Regions from separate parts of the Homo sapiens genome. Here region 1 is linked to region 2. A link is a contact called in ENCODE Hi-C or POLR2A ChIA-PET data. All regions are on one chromosome and are shown on one strand. The core of a region is the stretch at or near the end of the contact, and the rest is flanking DNA. Distances in the headings are between cores, read along the strand shown. Region 1 overlaps TANGO6 (transport and golgi organization 6 homolog). Region 2 overlaps TANGO6 (transport and golgi organization 6 homolog).

Region 1 (4,636 bases), core at 386-2,885, 160 kb before region 2:
AAAAGTGGCCAGGCGCGGTGGCTCACGCCTTTAATCCCAGAACTTTGGGAGGCTGAGGCGGGCGGAACACCTAAGGTCAGGAGTTCGAGACCAGCCTGGCCAACATGGTGAAACCCCCTCTCTACTAAAAATGCAAAAATTTCTGGGCATGGTGGCTCACGCCTGTAGTCCCAGCAGTTTGGGAGGCCAAGGCAGGTGGATCACTTGAGGTCAGGAGTTCGAGACCAGCCTGGCCAATATGGTGAGACCCCCATCTCTACTAAAAATACAAAAAATTAGCCAGGCGTGGTGGCGTACACTTCCCAGATAATTGGGAGGCTGAGGTGGGATAATTGCTTGAACCCGGGAGGCAGAGGTTGTAGTGAGCCATGATAGCGCCAATGCACTCCAGCCTGGGCAACAGAGCAAGACTCCGTCTCAAAAAAAAAAAAAAGAAATTAGCTGGGCATGGTAATGGGTGCCTGTAATCCCAGCTACTTAGGAGGCTGAGGAAGGAGAATCACTTAGACCTGGGAGGCAGAGGTTGCAGTGAGCCGAGATCGCAGCATTGTATTCCAGCCTGGGTGACAAGAGCAAAACTATGTCTCAAAAAAAAAAAAAAAGAGTAGAAAAGTCCAGTGGTTAAAGACCATTCTGGCTAACACGGTGAAACCCTATCTCTACTAAAAATACAAAAAAATTAGCCAGGTGTGGTGGCGGGCGCCTGTAGTCCCAGCTACTCGAGAGGCTAAGGCAGGAGAATGGTGTGAACACGGGAAGCAGAGCTTGCAGTGAGCCGAGATTGCGCCACTGCACTCCAGCCTGGGTGACAGAGCGAGACTCCGTCTCAAAAAAAAGAGAAAAGTCCAATGGTTAAGGAAGCAGAAGTCTCAGGAACCCAGGTTTGTCCTAATACACTTGTAATACTTCACCTCTTCCTCAAGTATGATCTCAAGCCAGTTCTAATTAGTTCCTTCAGAACAGCCAAGCTGGCAATAAGATAGCCTGGGTTTGCATTCAGTTCTCCTGCTTACTGGCTGTGTGGCATCCGAATGTAAACCTTCTGGACCTGAATTTTCTTATCTGTAAATAGAGTTAATAAGCATATGTCTCTCACAAGGTTGTTAGGGGGACTCAGTGAGATAATAATGTAAAGAATTTAGCACTCTGCCTGGCATACAATAAACCCTTAAACAGGATTAGTTATATTACTATTAAGTATCAAACCTTGGAGGACATGGAATTTATTTGGCGCAGATTTGCTATGAGCAAACAATCCATGGGGTGATGAGCAATGAGCTGGAACAAACCCCAGAGCATCAATCCAGGCTGTCATTTCGCGTCACCCCAAGGAGGGTACACTTAGTCAGAACTCCTCCCTTTCAGAGGATGGAGCAAAGATAAATGGGTTTTGCAACCTGTAGGCCCATCTGATTATCAGAATAATCACTCTCTGGGAAGAAATAATCCCCGAATCAGGTTGTAGACAAGGAGGAAAAGTCCCAGGACTGACTCCCCAGCTTGGCAGCCCTGAAGGTGTCTGGTCTCTTTCAGTTTTTCTCTACCCCATGCTTTTTTCAGTTCTGTGTACATTGTGGGAAGTTGCTGAATCGCGTAGTCTGTGGTTGGACTGTGCTTTTGGCAAGAGGTAGGGGAGCATGAGGAAGGGTAAAGAAAGAAGCCAAGGTTGTTTCCTGCTTTTGCTCTCTTACAGAGCTCCTGTTGGCAGGTCCCGGGAGGTCAGGAAACCCGGGTGCCTGAACACTTTCCCATCACTGTCTCATCATTCTCCTGGGCTAGCAGTAAATACGCCAAAGGGATGTGGTCTGGCCTCTTTTCCTTTTGGATTTCATGGTTTCTGGGATTGGAAGCAGCCTTCTGTTGGCCATGATCTGTGTAGGGAATGCCCAGGTGACTCAGAATTGGAGTTCTTCAGGTGACAGGGACATAGAAAATGGTGTGTGAGCTCTGGAGCTGCACTGCCTGGGTTCATCTATTGGCCTGCCATTTAATAGTTGTTGAACAAGTTACTTAGCTTCTTCGTCTTAGTCTCCTCATGTTTAAAATAGGGATAGCAGAATTCTGTGAGCCTATTTGGCTTAGGAAGCTGGCCGTAAATAAAAGAAAAAAGAGTGATAGTAATCATACTGAAATGGGGTTACTATAAGGATCTGGTGAATTAATTAATGTAAAGCACACAGATATAAGTGCTGTCATGTAGTAAATGCCTAAATAAAAGTGTTTTGTGTAGTTTTAATTTATACTCTATTTTTCAGAAACACAACTACCATATAAACTGAGAGAGTATTTTTATTTCTTTGGGATTTTACAAAGAGCAATTTACCATTTTTGAAAATCAGGCCATTCACGGGAACTTGTAGTTCCAGCTAATCGGGAGGCTGAGGCAGGAGAATGACGTGAACCTGGGACGTGAACCCATGAGCTTGCAGTGAGCCAGATCATGCCTCTGCACTCCAGCCTGGGCAACAGAGCAAGACTCCATCTCAAAAAAAAAAAAAAAAAAAAAAAAAAAAAGAAAATCAGGCCATTCAAGGCTGGGCTTGGTGGCTCATGCCTGTAATCCCAGCACTTTGGGAGGCCTGGGCAGGCGGATCAAGAGGTCAGGAGATCGAGACCATCCTGGCTAACACGGTGAAACCCCGTCTCTACAAAAAATACAAAAAAATTAGTTGGGCGTGGTGGCAGGCGCCTGTAACCCCAGATACTCGGGGTTACTGTAACTGGTAACTTGCATTGCTAATGAGTGCTAATTCTTCCTGGCATTAACTTTGGAAAATTATAAACTATTGTCTCTTCATGAGCTTTAGTTACCTAATTCATAAAATAAGACGGTTGCATTATTTCCCAAAGTATCTTTCAAGGAACTTGGCCTGCTTATGATGAAAAAAGGGTTCTTGGTAAATGAATTTAGGAAATTGTGGGTTTTTTTTTTTTTGCTGCAGGACTTCGCAGACTTCTTAATAGGCTAACATGTACTGAGTCTCCAAGAGGAGAATGTCTAGTTGTATACAGCATTTTCTAAGCTTATTTGACCAGGAAGACCTTATTTCAAAGGAGCAGCTCATGAAGTTAGTGTGCCAGGGACATTTCTGTGAAATATAAATTAAATATTCTAAATCCTCTTCCACTTCTAACATCCTAAAATTCTGTGACATTAAATGTTTAAATGAGAAACTTTTGGCCATTTTAAATAACAATCAGAAGAGTAAAGCAAAAGCTAGCCTACAGAAAATAAAATATTGTAAATCTGATGCAGAAGAGGAAAACAAACCAAATTCTAACACATGTAGATCTATGTAAATGATTTTGCAGAAGAGGCAGAAAGGGAATAGTTTTAAATGTTAGAGTTTCTACACTGTCCCTTATGTCATCACTAGCAAAGGTTGAACATTTATAACTTAGCAATCCCAGCAAGGTACTGAGTCCTCATCTTTTCAGCTTTAATTTTCTTTTTTCTTTTTCTTTTTTTTTTGAGATGGAGTCTTGCTCTTGTTGCCCAGGGTGGAGTGCAATGGCATGATCTCGGCTCACTGCAACCTCCGCCTCCTGGGTTCAAGCAATTCTCCTGCCTCAGCCTCCCAAGTAGCTGGGATTACAGACGCCCACCACCACTCCCGGCTAATTTTTTGGTATTTTCAGTAGAGAAAGGGCTTCACTATGTTGGCCAGGCTGGTTTCAAACTCCTGACCTCAGGCAATCCACCTGCCTCGGCCTCTCAAAGTGCTGGGATTACAGGCGTGACACGCCAGCACGCCTGGCTCAGCTTTACTTTTCAAGCCCATCACTAACATCACGTGGATTTGGCCAAGTTACTGTTGAGGAAATCTATGGGATTATTCCCTAGTCCTAGGCAATAGTCCTAGGCACTGGCCCCAGCCTGACTTTGCACAAATGACTATGGTGGAGGCTGAACCTGATTTTACACAAACCAGCAACCCCACACACCACACCTGGCCCAGCCAAGTTGGCTGATCTGGGGATGAACATGTAGTCTTAGTTGGAACATTAAGACTCCTTTCTAGAATTTTGCATTTGGGTCTAGAAAGGGAATCTGAGTGTTGGATATAACACTGGGCCACCATCAGTGGTTATGTTGCTGCCACAGGAAGAAAGCCAGATTCCAGGACAGGGGACTGAAGGTGAAATGAAAGGGAAGCATAGACAGGAGATGGAGTATTCCAGTTTGTGATTCTGAGTCGCTGACCCCCCAGCTCTATCTCTGCTTTTCCCACAACGTGGTTGTTCAGCCCTTCTTTGGATGCAACAGGCTAAACGCTCCCTTTGCTTAAGCTTGTTTAGACAAGGTTTCTTTTACTTAAAACCAAATAACTCTGAGTACAGTCACACAGCCCCTTCATACCTACTTTCTCCATTGATAAAGAGGGAAGAATGAAGCCTGTCTCCTGAAAGCTGGTGGACTGAACATATGCATACATCACTGCTCTCTCTTGAAACCCCACTAAAATTATGTAGAGGGATAAAAAAAAAAAATTGGCATCTTTAAGTTACCAGAACAAAAAGAACTAACAAGACAATAGCAACAGAAGTTTTTTTTTTTTTTTTTTTTTTTTGAGACGGAGTCTCGCTGTGTCACCCAGGCTGGAGTGCAGTGGCTTGATCTCGGCTCACTGCAAGC
Region 2 (4,406 bases), core at 1,111-3,610:
AACTCCTGGCCTCAAGCAATCCTCACACCTTGGCCTTCCAAAGTGCTGGGATTACCAGTATGAACCACCATACCCAGCTCAAGATACTATATTATTATACCATATTATCATATAAACAAATACAAAGGCATTGAAGATGCACTAAAAAGCAAAACACTAAAATAATGTGAACAGAAAATAAGATACTAGTTGACTTTTGTTTTCCTCTTTATGTGTTTTTTGTATTGTACAAAGAATATGTGTTATTTCAGTGACCAATGACATAAAATTTTTTCAGACTAAGTTGAGAAAAAAAAGATAGATGTTTCTTCATCTCATTGAAAAGTACAATTACTAATTTGGCAGCCCATCTCATCAGGCAGTATGTCTCAATGTGCCAGTTCACTAAGAACATGGACTTCATATTCCTCTAATAGAATGAATAACCTACATATTTAGCTTAGGATATTTCCTGTATTATCCCAGAATCTTCCAGAGTCCTTCAGATCAGTCATGTTTTCTCCACAACATTCTATGTTAAAGGAAAAGCCAAAATGGATAAACGTCCCTTCTAAGCTTCTGTGAGCCATTTTAATTGTGAAAATGAAGTACTGTATTCAAATACTCCTAAAACAACACGACGTTAGCCTGGCATGGTGGCGCGCACCTGTAGTCCCAGCTACTTGGCAGGCTGAGACAAGAGAATTGCTTGAACCCAGGAGGCAGAGGTTGCAGTGAGCCAAGATCATGCCATTGCACTCCAGTCTGAGCGACAGAGCAACACTCAGCACCAAAAAACAAAACAAAACAAAACAAAAACACATGACAATTATCTTAAGAAGCACTACTTTAGTCACGCTTTAAAATTCAACAATAAAGAGTAAATTCCAAACAATTATATTTAATTCCAGAAAAGTAAAAACTCTGGATCTAAAGATATAAAATCCAAGCTGCTCTTATAGAGTTTCTTTAAATAAACTTCTTTTTTTTTTTTTGAGACAGAGTCTCACTCTGTCACCTAGGCTGAAGTGCAGTGGCGCAATCTTGGCTTACTGCAACCTTCATCTCCTGGGTTCGAGTGACAGTCCTGCCTCAGCCTCCTGAGTAGCTGTGACTACAGGCGCCAGCCACCACAACCGGCTAATTTTTATATTTTTAGTAGAGATGGGGTTTCACCATGTTGGCCAGGCTGGTCTTGAACTCCTGACCTCAAGTGATCTACCCACCTCGGCCTCCCAAAGTGCTGGGATTACAGGTGTGAGCCACCACGCCTGGTCCTTCTTTTTTTTTTTTTTTTTTTTGAGATGGTCTCGCCCTGTTGCCCAGGCTGGAGTGCAGTGGTACGATCCCAGCTCACTGTAACTTCCACCTCCTGATTCAAGCAATTCTTTTGCCTCAGCCTCACAAGTAGCTAGGCCTACAGGCATGCACTACCATGCCTGGCTAATTTTTGTATTTTTAATAGAGATGGGGTTTCACCATGTTGGCCAGGCTGGTCTCAAACTCCTAACCTCAGGTGATCCACCCGCCTCAGCCTCCTAAAGTGCTGGGATTACAGGTGTGAGCCACCGTGCCTGGCCAAAAACATCTTCTTGATAACTGTTGCTGGGCAGAATAGCAGCTTGCGTTTGTACTGATAATTCTGTTTGCAATCTATGTGTTTTTCTATTTTCCTCAAGTCCATCAAACTGAAGGGGTGTTTTACAACTTTACCAAGTTAACCATGAATATATAATTATATTTCAACACTTCAACAAACAGCAGCACTTTGAATGTGATGTGAAATCCAAACAGGATAGCAGTCACCCATGAATGTTACATGGACTATGACCAACAGGAATTTACGTTCTGAGGTAATAACATTAGATCATCCAGAAAGTGGAAATAATTTAAAATATGCAATTGTGAGATGCTGGAGAAATAAATGATCCATTCCACTAATATTTATTAAGCACTTTCTAATCAATCCCTATGAGAAACAAATTTCCATCATAAAATTACCATAAAAGATAGCTATTAGACAATTTCCCTCAGGAATAAGTCTGACTATAAACACACACATATACCATTTTGAGAGTCAGAAAGATAATTGGATTATTATGGTGTTAAGGGTGAACATGTGTCTGCCCTTTACTCTGATTAACTGGCAAAGATGGTGGAGTAAGTGGGCTTGTTGTGATGCAGAGCTGTGAGGCTCCAGTAAATTGCACCAACTATTAGCAGGCATCTTAGGAAAAAACCTGGAGGATTATTTAAGGCTCACGTTTCATTTAGAGAATATAAATAGCAGGCACCTGAGCCACTTGAGTTTCTGGTTTCTTTTCTATCAGCGCCCCTTAGTGGTTGAATCACTGAATGGCCTTTTGGGCGGAACTAAATCTGAAGAGAACAGTAACGGATGGGTGGACTCACCTAATGGCCTCTTTGATGGTAATCATAATGCCACCTTGAGTGGCAACTCTAAACTGACACAGAGAATGGAGAGAGGGCACAGCTTTGTCCAACCCTGCAAATCCTTTCAGGCTGGCAATTGCCTTCTTCCTTTCCAGCTTCCCCAGAATCCATAATAAGATTTCTTGGCAAAGTGACCTGGCAGAAAAAGCAGTTATGAATGAGCTTGTCATCTTACTCCATGCATCTAACAAGCTAACATAAAAAAAGAAAGAAAGGCTGTCAGGTTCCACTGCATTTTAAATGCTGGCACAATCTCCTAGTACTACTGAAATGCAGGAATGGAAAGTATGCTTCTTGTGAATTTCAGAATGCAAATATCCTGAAATTCAATGAGTGACTGACTAATCCTTGGCTCTGGCAGCAACCCTGATTTGCCACATGAGCCCCACGTGATTTTTTTTTTTTTTTTTTTTGGTAATTCCAAGTGTACTACTGCCTTTGCATCAGGCACTGTCAAAGAAAGTATACACGGATAAAAATCATCTACTCTCAGCAAGACCAACAGCTGGAGACCAAGAAACAGCATACCAACAAAATATTGCTGATTCCTCAACCCCTTTCATCTGTGCCAATCAACTAGAAGAGGAACTAAATCATCGTTCACATGTTCCTTGTCAGTCTCTGATGAGAACATGACAGTGCTGTGAGGACTTGAGTTTTAAAACAAAAACAAGAGGCCAGGTGCGGTGGCTCACGCCTGTAATCCCAGCATTTTGTGAGGCTGAGGTGGGTGGATCACCTGAGGTCAGGAGTTCGAGACCAGGCTGGCCACATGGTGAAACACTGTCTCTACTAAAACTACAAAAATTAGCCGGGCATGGTGGAAGGTGCCTATAAGCCCAGCTACCCAGGAGGCTGAGGCAGGAGAATCGCCTGAACTCAGGAGGCAGAGGTTGCAGTGAGCCGAGATCGCACCACTGCACCCCAGTCTGGGCAACAGAGCGAGACTCCGTCTCAAAAAAAACAAAAACAAGAGTTATTTTGTGGACTGTCCCTTGAAACCAAGTTCACAGATGTACAGCCTCCCTCTTCCAATGCATTCTCTCTTGTCGTTGCCATTGCAGCTGTGGGATACAAGGATGTGCTGACTCAAGCTGAAGAGCCAGGGGAACTATGTAAGCTTTGAATAGTACAAAAGATGGTGTTTTCCTTCACCACTTAGCAATGGTGATAATGATAGCTACCATTTATTGAGCTTACTATTTGCCGGGGACTGTACTAAACACATTAATGCATATTTAGTCTTCACAATAACTCTGTGAAGAAGGTACTATTATTGCATATTGGATTACATGTGAGGATCTCCAAACACCAAAAATCGTAATTCTATAGGACTTGAGATAAGATAACTCTTACCTGGAGGAAGAAACAACATAAATTACTGTGAAAATAGAGCTGATACAAAATGAATCCTACTTAAATTCTACGACAAAGGAGTATTTTCTGGATGACTAAGAAATCCCTTCTATCTAAACAACACACTGCATCACCAACACCAAATCCTAGGCTAAATTACAAAGTGCCACATTCAGATCTAGATTTCCCAAATGTGTTTTCTAACTCCCCACAAGGTCATTATGATCCATCCCCTATTTCCTTCTTCCTAGACATGTAATTGCAGTATTTCTCACTGATCGAAAAGTGGCATGTTTACACATGTAAACAGAGATTTTGTCTTTGAGATTTAGGACAGAGGCTGAGGAAAGTCATTCTAAAAACTGTATCCAATGCCCTGTGATCTGCAAAATTCTTGTTCTCTTCTAGATGAGCAAAATAGGAAGATCCCAGTGTTTTCCTGACTTTGAAAGGAAATGATAATTTCAAAGTGGCAAATATAAATTCAAAATAAGAACAAAAACAACATGCAAAAAAGACGTCACAATTTATAAACAAATAAGGGTCCCTTGATTGTTTACCTTATGTGAGACACACTCTGCTTAGTAAAACAGTAGAGAAGAAAAAGCACTCCCAGG

Evidence for each region. Hi-C counts contacts between places; a loop is a spot of excess contacts on that map. ChIA-PET counts read pairs that join two places held with the same protein, here RNA polymerase II (POLR2A). Pooled maps may share reads with other maps.
Region 1: a loop to region 2 is called in a pooled map, with 2.1 times the contacts of the local background. The contact joins two enhancer-like sites. A Hi-C loop is called at or near these places in 1 of 168 maps with a recorded cell type or tissue (IMR-90) and 3 of 50 pooled maps. POLR2A ChIA-PET finds 5 or more read pairs at or near these places in 5 of 52 experiments (A673, HEK293T, RWPE1 and 2 more).

Annotation. Positions count from the first base shown.
Region 1 is chr16:69,054,876-69,059,511 of GRCh38, reverse strand. The region is part of intron 17 of TANGO6 (transport and golgi organization 6 homolog); the gene reads right to left. Among named protein-coding and RNA genes, the nearest start is that of HAS3, 48 kb to the left of the region's middle. RefSeq lists an enhancer at 1,573-1,792. Within about 2 kb of position 1,635, at least 9 of the 41 ENCODE cell types and tissues checked have a DNase peak (open chromatin) inside an H3K27ac peak, as active enhancers do.
Region 2 is chr16:68,900,490-68,904,895 of GRCh38, reverse strand. It overlaps TANGO6 (transport and golgi organization 6 homolog), which reads right to left. Exons shown (of 18, transcript NM_024562.2): 8 at 4,350-4,406; 9 at 2,392-2,568. Among named protein-coding and RNA genes, the nearest start is that of TANGO6, 59 kb to the right of the region's middle. Within about 2 kb of position 2,360, at least 2 of the 41 ENCODE cell types and tissues checked have a DNase peak (open chromatin) inside an H3K27ac peak, as active enhancers do.